2 separate regions of the Homo sapiens genome follow, and region 1 is linked to region 2. A link is an interaction called in ENCODE POLR2A ChIA-PET data of the cell type or tissue named here. Cell type or tissue: GM12878. All regions are shown on one strand. Each heading gives the region's core, and the rest is flanking DNA. Links, peaks and the distances in the headings are about the cores only.

Region 1 (6,089 bases), core at 420-5,419, 73 kb before region 2:
CCCTTGAACCTGGGAGGTGGAAGTTGCAGTGAGCCGAGATCACGCCACTGTACTCCAGCCTGGGCAACAGAGCGAGACTCTGTCTCAAAAGTAAAAAATAAAAAAGACAAGCTAAGTTACAGACTAAGAGAAAATATTTGCAAATATATCCAATAAAGAACTTGTATCGAGTAAATAATTGTTAAACTAAATTTAAAAAATATATACAATCTTATTTTTTAAATGGGCAAAGACTTGCTGTCACTTCCCAAATGACTAAGAACATTACATTGCTCAACATCAATAATAATCAGCGAAAGGTGAATTAAAGCTACGGTTATATCATTACATACCCATTAAAATGGCTAGAATGAGAAAGACTGACAATACCAAGTCTTAGGATATACACCAAGTGTCATATTATGCTGTTGGATATAAAATGATACAACTTTGGAAAAATTTGCCCACTTTAAAAATTAAAGTTAAAAATACACCTACCCTATAACCCAACACGTCCTCATAGGTATTCATCCTCAAGAAATGAAAACCTGTCCACAATTGGAAACAGCCTAAATTTCTATCAAAGGTGCCTGGAAAAACGAAATGTGGCATATATGCATAATGGAATACTTTAGCAATAAAAAGGAACTAATCCAAGCAACAAGATCGAAGAATCTAAAAATTATTATTCTGCATGAAAACAAGCCAGACTTGGGTGGGTTAGGAGGGGAAGGGAACAAGACACTGTATGATTCCATTTATATAAAATTCTAGAAAATGCAAACCAATCCATAGTGACAGATTGCCGTAAGACAGGGGTAGAGGGGGACAAATTACAAAGAGGTATGAGGAAACTTTGGGAGATGATGGAAATGTTCAGTTTTGATTACAGTGATGATTTCATGGGTGTATTAAAACTTACCAAATTGTACACTTTAATATGTGCAGTTTATTATATAGAAATTATACCTCAGTAAGGCAATAAAAAATTTTTTAAAGAAACAAGCAACCTAAAAGACTTCATAGCAGAATTAGAATTAGAATTCACTTCTGATATATGCAATTTTCTGATTATGTATTGTTCTTCAATACAAAGTTTTTAAAAGGAGGAACATCTATCTAAATGGCCTAGCAATCCCACTCCTTTATCCAAGATAAATGAAACATCTGTCCATAAAAAGACTTGTGCAAAAATGTTCATAACCATTTTCTTCAGAATAGTCCCAAACTAGAAGCAGCCCAGTTGCCCACCAACAGGAAAATGGATAAGAAATCTGGTATATTAACATCTTCTTTTTTGTTTTTTTGAGACGGAGTCTCGCTCTGTCGCCCAGGCTGGAGTGCAATGGCACAATCTTGGCTCACTGCAGCCTCCGCCTCCTGGGTTCAAGCGATTCTCCTGTGTCAGTTTCCAGAGTAGCTGGGATTACAGGCGCCCACCACCATGCCAATTTTTGTATTTTTAGTAGAGATGGGGTTTCACCATGTTGGTCAGGCTGGTCTTGAACTGCTGACCTCAGGCAATCCACCACCCCCTTGGCCTCCCAAAGTGCTGGGATTACAGGTGTGAGCCACCATGCCTGGCCATATTAACATATTCATACAATTGAATATTACCACTAAAAAGGAACTACTGATATAAGCAACAACATGGATGAATCTAAAAACATGCTGACAGCCTGGCCAACATGGTAAAACCCCATCTCTACTACAAATACAAAAAAATAAAAATAAGCCAGGCACGGTGATGCACACCTGTAATCCCAGTTACTTGGGAGGCTGAGGTGGAAGAATTGCTTGAACCTGAGAGGCGGAGTTTGCAGTGAGCTGAGATTGGGCCACTGCACTCCAGCCTGGGCAACAGAGTGAGACTCTGTCTCAGAAAAACAAAACAAAAAATGCACATGCTGAATGCAAGAAGCTGGAGACAAAAGCATGGTTATGATTTAATTAATACAAAGTTATAAAACAGGCAAAACTTACCTGTGCTGAAGCAACTATGACTGCAGTTGCTTTGGGGATAGGCAAAGAAAACAGAGAGAAGGAAAAGATAAAGAGCAGGGTAATGGAAAATGTTGTATACCTTGCTGGAGGTGTTCCGAAAAAAAATACTATGGACATGAAAAAACTGTAAGTCTATAAAATGCTACTCAATTACTAAGTTAAATACTTAATTTTTTATTTTTAATTAAGGGTACTTTTAAATTCACCTTGAATAATTCCTAAAAGGATAATGCAAAATTCAAATTTAGGCTTCTGAAATAAGCCTATAATTTCGACTGTATTGAAGAATAAATTTTATTAAAGTCTCAATTTGCTAACGTTTTTTAAAAAAATGTTTTATTACTGTATGTGTTGAAAAATTATAGGTATATACATTTATGGGGTACAAAGTGATATTATGATTTCTGATATAATGTGGAATGATTTCACTTTGCTGAAATTATCTACTTTCTTCCACAAACATTACTTTCCAATTAGTATTAGAACCAGAATGTCTTGTCCCAAGTGCTTTAAGATGACTTCATATAAGAATACTATACACTGGCCAGGCGAGATGGCTCAGGCCTGTAATCCCAGCACTTTGCGAGGCCAAGGCAGGCAGATCACCTGAGGTCAGGAGTTCAAGGCCAGCCTGGCCAACATGGTAAAACCCCATCTCTACCAAAAATACAAAAATTAGCCGGGTGTGGTGATGGGCACCTGTAATCCCAGCTACTTGGGAGGCTGAGGCAGGAGAATCACTTGAACCCAGAAGGCAGAGGTTGCAGTGAGCCTACTGCAGTGAGATAGGAGCGAAACTCTGTCTCAAAAAAAAAAAAAAAAAAAAAATACAATACACTATGAAGTGGAACTTAATATGAAAGGCTCATTATTAACAATTTTTCTTTTTCTTTTTTTTTTTTGAGACAGAGTCTCGCTCTGTCACCCAGGCTGGAGTGCAATGGTGCGATCTCAGCTCCTGCAACCTCTCCCTCCCAGGTTCAAGCAATTCTCCTGCCTCAGCCTCCTGAGTAGCTGGGATTACAGGCACATGCCACCACACCCAGCTAATTTTTGTGTTTTTAGTAGAGACAGGGTTTTGCCACATTGGCCAGGCTGGTCTAGAACTCCTGACCTCAGGTGATCCGCCCACCTTGGCCTCCCAAAGTGCTGGGATTACAGGCGTGAGCCACCGTGCTTGGCCTAACAATACTTCAGTAAGACTGTATAGTAGTTTCCAAAATGGTTACCTCCATTTATACCCCAGGATGTATGAGTGATGATTCACTGGGGTATACGAACATCTTATTAGAAGTTCTATTTTTATTTAATCCTTATCTTAATACACACATGTATTTTATATATAATACATATTTATCCTTAACATACAGACACTGGCGTCTTCACCGTGGCCACCTGTCAGAGAATCACACACCATACAAAGTAACATAAGTATTCTGGTATTAAATAATTGTAGGTATTGTGAGGCTAGAGTGATAGTAATTACTATCTTTAATACATTGATTCTTTTTCAATAATAAAGGATCTACCCTTTTGTAAGCTTCTACGAGAGACTGGTATTCCAGAGAAGACATATTCTCAACAGTAAATGATTTCCTCAATAAAAACGTTTTATGTGCTGGCCGTGGTAGCTCATGCCTGTAACCCCAGCACTTTGGGAGGCTGAGGTGGGCGGATCACCTGAGGTCAGGAGTTCGAGACCAGCCTGACCAACACAGAGTAACCCCGTCTCTACTAAAAATACAAAAAATTAGCCGGGCGTGTTGGCGCATGCCTGTATTCCCAGCTGCTCGGGAGACTGAGGCAGGAGAATCGCTTGAACCCGGGAGGCGAAGGTTGTGGTGAGCCAAGATTGAGCCATTGCACTCCAGCCTGGGCAACAACAGTGAAACTCCATCTCAAAAAAAAAAAAAAAAAAAAAAAGTATAGAAAACTGTATTATATAATCCTTCATGAAGCAGCTGCTTTGACCTCAATGAAACAAAGGTGGAGGAGAGGGTAAGGTTTAAGTCCAAGGGCAAAGCAGAATAAAAGAGAAACTGAAGCAAGAACAGAGCCAAGTGTTAACGGATGTTGTTATTGATGTTGTTAAGGAGTGATCATGGTATTTTGTACCAAACAGGTTTGTCTCATGGCAAATCATTTAAAAAATTGTGCAATTTAAAGATGAAGTAAGCATTTATCTTTTATAAAAAGAGTAGAGTTCTAAATTTGCTGAATTTCTGTTGTAAGTGGCTGTGCTGTGGCAGTATGCTACCTAGACATAGTTTCTAAAAACAGAAACATGGTTAATGCATCTGTACCTTAAAGGTAAATGAGACATTTTAAAACTTAGTAAGAAAATAGCTGTATTCTAAAAAAAAAAAATGTGTCATCTTAAAATACTCATATCTACACACTCTAAGAACAGAGAAGCCATTTCTAACTTTTTAAATGCCTTCCAAACACAGTTTTGGTGGATTTTGAATCCATTTATTAAAACTTTATAAATACAAATCCTCACACTGATTTGCAAGAATAGCTGATTGACAAATAGGGAGAACAAACTTTGTACTAGCCCAATCTGCATAATTGATGGATACAAACTTAACAGTATCTCCTAATAGAAAGTACAGCCGAAGAGGCACTTCTTCTTTTTGGATATATGTTCCTACATGAGCTGCCTTGTCAGCTAAGAGAAGCATTAAAAACCAGTAACATAATAAACAGATTCAAGAGCCAGATTTGGAAATTTCTGTGTTAATGAGTACTATAACCAAGATTTTTCAAATATAACGTATCATATTCATTGTTGCTGCCTTAAACTGTATATGTTTATTCTAAAAACTTAGGGTAAAAAAATTTTGAACCATTACTGCTTATTAAGTACACTATTCACAGATAAGTAGGATCACTGATTTCCTTTACCAGTTTCCAATGTCATTTGTTACAATATGAAATAAACCAAATGAGCCAAGAAATAATTATCCTTTATAAAGTAAACATTATTGGAAAATTAGAACAAATTATATTTGGGAAACATGCAAAATTTGGGATATATAAAGAATATATTTTCAAGTCATATTACTGGTTGTTTTGCTATATATATATATATATATATATATATTTTTTTTTTTTTTTTTTTTTTTTTGAGACAGGGTCTCACTCTGTCATTGCAGCCTTGACCTCCCAGGCTCAGGTGATGCTCCCAATCTCAGCCTCCCGAGTTAACTGCAACTACAGGCACACATCACCATGCCTGCCTAATTTTTGTATATTTTGTAGAGACAGGGTTTTGCCATGTTCAGGCTGGTCCCAAACTGGGCTCAAGCGATCCACCTGCCTCAGCCTCCCAAAATACTAGGATTATAGGCATGAGCCACCGCACCTGGCCTGCTCTACTGATTTAACCTAATACTTTTCTTCACTTATCAAACTCAGTAAAATCCTTCTAAAAGTAATTTCCAAAAGCATCCAAGTTTTTTATTGGTTTTGTTTTGAGACAGAGTTTTGCTCTCGTTGCCTAGGCTGGAGTGCAATGGCGCCATCTCGGCTCACCGCAACCTCCACCTCCCAGATTCAAGCAATTCTCCTGCCTCAGCCTCCTGAGTAGCTGGGATTACAGGCATGCGCCACCACGCCCGACTAATTTTTTGTATTTTTAGTAGAGATGGGGTTTCTCTATGTTGGTCAGGCTGGTGTCAAACTCCCCACCTCAGGCAATCCACCCACCTTGGCTTCCCAAAGTGCTGGGATTACAGGCATGAGCCACTGCACCCGGCCAAAGTTTTAAATACCATTGCAAAATTGACTTAAGATTCTACAATAATACTGGGCCTACTGAATATGTTTACAGTCCAATTTTTGCTAGCTATCACCATTCTTCACCATGGGGCTTAAATTTTAATAGTCTAACATAATGGTAAATCCTTGGCTTCCTGATCTTGTTTTTCTTCTCATCTAAAGGGATGACTTGTTCCTCCTTTTGTAAACTTTATCTGTTCACCCATTTTCAACTCAAAGACCCTTCTGCTTCTTTGTGGTCCCTGCGTCTTCAGTGTCATCTTCTACTGATTCCTCGTATTTTATACCTAAACTGGCATCCTCTCTATTGTGGAGAACAGAAT
Region 2 (6,089 bases), core at 667-5,666:
GAAGCTCATGACACGATCAAGGTTAGTAACTATGGAGACTGGTGTGATTTATTTACCACTGAGGAGGTTTAGCACTGACAGAATCAGAACAGGCTTCCTCATGCAAACGGAGTGCCTGCCTATCCTTATTAAGGGGATCTGGGGAAAAAAAGATGAATTAATGCAAACGATGAATTAATGCAATTAAATGAGGTCACATGAAAGTAAAAAGGAGAAAGAAAGGGCTTGAAAAAGCATGGGAACTCCTTTTTTTTTTTTTTTTTTTTTTTTGTGAGATGGAGTCTCGCTCTGTCGTCCAGGCTAGAGTGCAGTGGTGCGATCTCAGCTCACTGCAAGCTCTGCCTCCCGGGTTCACGCCATTCTCCTGCCTCAGCCTCCCGAGTAGCTGGGACTACATGCGCCCGCCACCACGCCCAGCTAATTTTTGATATTTTTAGTAGAGACGAGGTTTCACCATGTTAGCCAGGATGGTCTTGATCTCCTGACCTTGTGATCCGCCCGCCTCGGCCTCCCAAAGTGCTGGGATTACAGGCATGAGCCACCGCGCCCGGCCATCCTGTTCCTTCTCATCCCTGTGTCTCTGCTTATACAGTTTTCTCTTTTCAGAATGCACTCCTTATCCAGGGTAGTGACCTTCTAGCTCACCCCACCGGTCCAAACCCCACCTCTTACACAAAGTCTTCCTGATAAAACTAACCAACATTTATGTCTCCCTTTTTGGACTGTGTCAGGCAGCTTCTGTACCATGCCTATTTGCAGTGGATTACATTCATAAAATGGGCTGAACATTGTGATTATTTTTCCCAGGGTTGTCCCCCATGGATATGCATTTTTTGTTCTGCCCAAGGGCACCTGGCCAAAGAGTTGAGTGGGAGCGGAGACCCAGCCCATGCTCCTTTCTCCATGCCAGTAGCATCCCTAGTGCCTTTCTGAATTCTCAGGAAACATCAGTGGATGAGTGCTGGCCCTGGCTGTCCCTGAGTATTACCCTTGTGTTCACCATGTCTCCCCAATGGGTTTGTATACCCCTTGAGAGCAGGGGCTCTGTCACAACTTCTGCATTCCCCATGTGGCCTAGCCTTAGGTAAATGTTCCTTCGCTTGACTTGAACACAGACAAGGAATAGAAGGAGGTCTTTTTTTCTGGAAGTGAAGCACAGAGAAGGTGGTCTATAAAGGAGAGAGAAGGAAAAAGGCCTGGGGAAAGAAAGTGGAAGCAAAGGGGTTTGAAAATGCAGAGACTGGGCTGGACACAGTGGCTCATGCCTGTAATCCCAGCACTTTGGGAGGCCGAGGCGGTGGGGATCACGAGGTCAGGAGTTCAGGACCAGCCTGGCCAAAATGGTGAAACCCCATTTCTACTAAAAATACAAAAATTAGCCGGGCCTGCTGGCAGATGCCTGTAATCCCAGCTACTTGGGAGGCTGAGGCAGAGAATTGCTTGAATCTGGGAGGCGGAGGTTGCAGTGAGCTGGAATCATGCCACCGCACTCCAGCCTGGGCAACAGAGTGAGACTCCGTCGCAGAAAAAAAAAAAAAAGAAAGAAAATGCTGAGACCATGTATTAGTCCTGCTTTTTTTCTTGAGCTCCAAGAGCAGATTGATTTTCTTTGGCATGTCTGGCTCCTAATCTTTCATTCTATCCAAGGGCTATTGGGCACCAGAAAGAAGTTCTCAATGGTAAGGTGCTGGGCGTATGGGGGCAATGTCAGCATGTCTGGGTCCTGCTGGTTGCCGGAGCTGGGCTGGGGGTCTGAGTGTTTAGGACAAGGCCCAGCATGGGTTTGGAATCACAGAAGATCAGCAATAGTGATTGATCTTCAGGAGATGACCTGACGTATCTCACTGGATCCCATGGGAAAAAATCCCAAGAAAACCCTTCTTCTCCCAAACAACATTTCTCTTCCCTTTTCAAAATGAAGTTACCTTCAAGCACAGTCGTGTCTTTTGCAAATCATGTTTTCTGGTGGGGCTTACCTCAGAGTCCTATGTCAGAGCCGGGCGGGCCTAGCTGACCACCTTCGCATTGAATTTCTCTTTTTTCAGAGTCAATGTCAATTATGCATATGACTTAAGAAGAAATCACTGGACCGTTTCATTGTTTCCTCTCTGAAACTTCCCTTACCTCAAACCCCAAACCAAAAATACCAAAACCTCACCGCTCTTGAGCAAGCCACCAGAGGAGTGAGAACATGTCTGAGGAGTGGCTGTGAGCGGCCAAAGACCAGTTGCAGACAGAAGAAAATAAGAAATACATCAAAACGATGGAAATCTGACCGGGCACGGTGGCTCATGCCTGTAATCCCAGCACTTTGGGAGGCCGAGATGAGAGGATCGCTTGAGTCCAGGAGCTCGAGACCAGCCTGGCCAACATAGGGAGCTTGTGCCTCTATAAAAAATAAACAAAATTAGCCAGGTGTCGTGGCGCATGACTGTAGTCCTAGCTACCTGGGAGGCTGAGGTGGAATGATCACTTGACCCCAGGAGGTTGTGGCTGCAGCAAAAAAAACATCTCTTAAATTTTCATACTTTCTGGAGGCAGGGTCTTGCTCTGTTGCCCATGCCACTGCCACTGCCACTGCCACTCCAGCCTGGGCAACAGAGCGAGAACCTGTCTCAAAAAAAAAAAAAAAAAAAAAAGCAAGCATGACAATTTAAGAGTTGCTTTTTGTTTTGTCAGTAAGAAAACTGGATTCATTTACTATAGGCAAAACTTATTAGGTGGGATGGGTTTTGGATGATCAGAGGAAGTTGAAAATGTTGCCAATAGAACAGTTCTAAGGGATGATTAAGTCTCCCTCTTTGACATGAGCACAGACCTCATTAGCTAATGTCTTTCACATCTGGGTAGAAGTAGCACAAGTAAAATCATGGTGTGGCCAGGTGTGGTGGCTCATGCCTGAAATCCCAGCACTTTGGGAGGCCGAGGTGGGTGGTTCATGAGGTCAGGAGATCGAGACCATCCTGGCTAACAAGGTGAAACCCCCGTCTCTACTAAAAATACAGAAACTAGCTGTGCGTGGTGGAGGGCACCTGTAGTCCCAGCTACTCGGGAGGCTGAGGCAGGAGAATGTGTGAACCCGGGAGGCGGAGCTTGCAGTGAGCCAAGATTGCGCCACTGCACTCCAGCCTGGGCAACAGAGAGAGACTCCGTCTCAAAAAAAAAAAAAAATCATGGTGTGATGCAGCATAAACAGATGGGATTTTTACTGAACAGTGAAACAAAAAAGCACATCATGAAAACTCTGTCTCCTGAAATAGATGCTTTTTGTTTAAATACACCCTGATACCCATAAACAACAAAAATGAAGCTCCCTTGAAGTAGATGCTGCAAAACTGTTTCATGTCTACTCAAACCAAAACTTCTGGTTTGTGGTATGGAATGGCAAAAAGGTTCTTTAAACGTAGTAGCTTTCTTCTTTGTAAACCTGGACTAAGTAGACCTCTGGGACCTGGGACAAGTCACTCGATGTACCTAAACTTCAGTTAACTCATCTGCAACATGGGGTTTAACGATGCCATATGGGTTACCATGATCATCAAATGACATAGTCCACGTAAAATAGATGTTTAGTGCAATGCCTGGAGCCTAGGTCTCAATAAATGTTTGCTATCCTTATGGTTTAGCCCAGTGGCTAACCATCTAGATTCCAGTGCCAGCATGTCTGTCTTTGGATCCTGCCTTTACTATTAATACTTACTGGCTGTGCAATTTTCAGCCAGTTACTTCTCTGTTCATCCATTTTCTCAACTTTTAAATGAGGAGAAGACTACCAAATACTTGTATGGTTATTGTGAGGATTAAAGGAAATAAGCCTTTAGAGCACTGCTAGGCACACAGTGAGCACATACTAAGTGTTAATTATTTTTATTATTCTGCAAACAGAACTTTGCTGTTGATAAGATGCTTCTCCTGCCTGCTCTGCATTCTCTACCCCAAATCTTGGAATTCTTAGACTGTATAGCTCATCCTTTCTTTTTACATTTGAGCTACTAGAAATGCCTCAATTCACAAACTCTGTGGGATACCATTCCCTCTGTCCTGGGACCACATTCAGTAGTGTGAAAGTGGAGGAACCAGGGACACTTACGTATGCAAGAGCCCTGATGTTAGCTCCTGTTGGTCTTCCTCCACCTCGCCCCTTCCCCAGCTTAGCCCTGGGGGCTCAAATATCATCCTAAGGATCTTGGGGGCTGTAGAATTGAATGAGAACCCTGACGAATACAACATCCTTTTTAAAATCTCCACTCAGAAGAGGAATTTTACAGTAGACATTTAAGTCTTTGTGTAAATTTTAAATCAATGTGTCACAGCTGGGCGCGGTGGTTCACGCCTGTAGTCCCAGCACTTGCTGGGAGGCCGAGGCAGGCGGATCATTTGAGGTCAGGAGTTTGAGACCAGCTTGGCCAACATGGTGAAACCCCGTCTCTACTAAAATTGCAAAAAATTAGCCAGGCATGATGGTACATGCCTGTAATCCTAGCTACTCGGGAGGCTGAGGCAGGAGAATAGCTTGACCCTGGGAGGCGGGGGTTGCAGTGAGCCGAGATCGTGTCACTGTACTCCAGCCTGGGTGATAGAGCAAGACTCCATCTCAAAAAAAAAAAAATAAAAATAAATAAATCAATATGTCACAATTCCAGAGAAATAGTCTCATTTTAAGATCCTTTGCTGATTCTAAAATAAAAGTCTTTATTTCATTGAAGAGATTTAAGGCATTAGGCAGTAGGTGGGGGGAGGATTTTGGAAATTCTCCTCCTAAAATAACATAATTCTCACTCTAAGTCTGGTCTTGCTAATAATAGCAACCACAATATAATGATTTTTAATAACAGTGACTACAATGACCATTGAAGTGACATGTGATAGGTACAAGTGGGCTATGCCCTTTATATAAATCTTTTTTTTTTTTTTTTTTTGGAGACGGAGTTTTGCTCTTGTTGCCCATGCTGGAGTGCAATGGCACAATCTCGACTCATTGCAACCTCCACCTTCCAGGTTCAAGCGATTCTCCTGCCTCAGCTTCCTGAGTAGCTGGGATTGCAGGCATGCACCACCACGCTCGGCTGATTTTGTATTTTTAGTAGAGACAGGGTTTCTCCATGTTGGTCAGGCTGGTCTTGAACTCCCGACCTCAAGTGATCCGCCCGCCTCAGCCTCCCAAAGTGTTGGGATTATAGGCGAGAGCCACCAGGCCTGGCCTATGTAAATTGTTTTATTCAATCCTCACTGCAACCCTTGTAGGATGGTATTATTATATTATCCATTTATAAATAAAGACATTGAGGCTCAGAGAGGTTAAATGATTGCTTAGGAGCATACAGATAGTAGTCGTTAAAGAGTTGGGATTTGAACCTAGGGCTGTGTGTCTTCAGAGACTGGGTGTGGACTCATCCTCCATGCCATACTGGAGAAAACTAAGCTTTGGGGGAACCTTTGTGAGACAGACCAGAGGTCCTCTTTACCTTTCTTTCTGTAGGTTTTCCTGCCCTTCTTGCACAGATGGCCGTAAACACATGATTAGCTGGCAGAGGCTGCCTTGACTGAGTCTCCATTTCACAGAAGCGGCAATAGAGTGATTCTGTTTCTGGCGTCTCAGTGCAGGCACTGCTGAGTCGTGTGCTTGCCAGAGCCTTAGCTTAGCTGGATTCTGATCTGTTAACTCTGTACCTTGTTGCAGTGGTGTGATGGTCTCAGGCTCCTTTTCTACCTACATGTGAGATTTTATACTAAGTGAACTTCTTTTTTTTTTTTTTTAAGATGGAGTTTTGCTGTTTTTGCCCAGGTGGAGTGCGATGGCGCAATCTCTGCTCACTGCAACCTCCACCTCCTGGGTTCAAGCAATTCTCCTGCCTCAGCCTCCTGAGTAGCTGGGATTACAGGCATGCGCCACCACGCCCAGCTAATTTTGTATTTTTAGTAGAGACAGGGTTTCACCATGTTGGCCAGGCTGGTCTTGAACTCTTGACCTCAGGTCATCCACCCATCTTGGCCTCCCAAAGTTTTGGGATTATAGGCGTGAGCCACCGCACCTGGCCGTAAGTGAACTTCTGAGGAAAATTATACCAAAACTTGTTTTTTGCGCATGC

What was found. Peaks named below come from ENCODE experiments on the same cell type or tissue, not always from the same donor. Only the 100,000 strongest peaks of a DNase experiment are listed, where the experiment ranks them.
Region 1: POLR2A ChIA-PET joins it to region 2 with 7 read pairs; 11 of 35 experiments call an interaction of 5 or more read pairs at or near these places.

What each region holds. Positions count from the first base shown.
Region 1 is chr2:203,523,918-203,530,006 of GRCh38, forward strand. All of the region lies in intron 1 of RAPH1 (Ras association (RalGDS/AF-6) and pleckstrin homology domains 1), which reads right to left. Among named protein-coding and RNA genes, the nearest start is that of RAPH1, 8.3 kb to the right of the region's middle. In GM12878, for the core only: no CTCF peak of the experiment used is centred there; no DNase peak of the experiment used is centred there.
Region 2 is chr2:203,596,350-203,602,438 of GRCh38, forward strand. No RefSeq gene overlaps it. Among named protein-coding and RNA genes, the nearest start is that of RAPH1, 64 kb to the left of the region's middle. RefSeq lists an enhancer at 3,919-4,802. In GM12878, for the core only: no CTCF peak of the experiment used is centred there; DNase peaks (open chromatin) are centred at 2,122 and 3,332; H3K27me3 peaks cover 537 bases.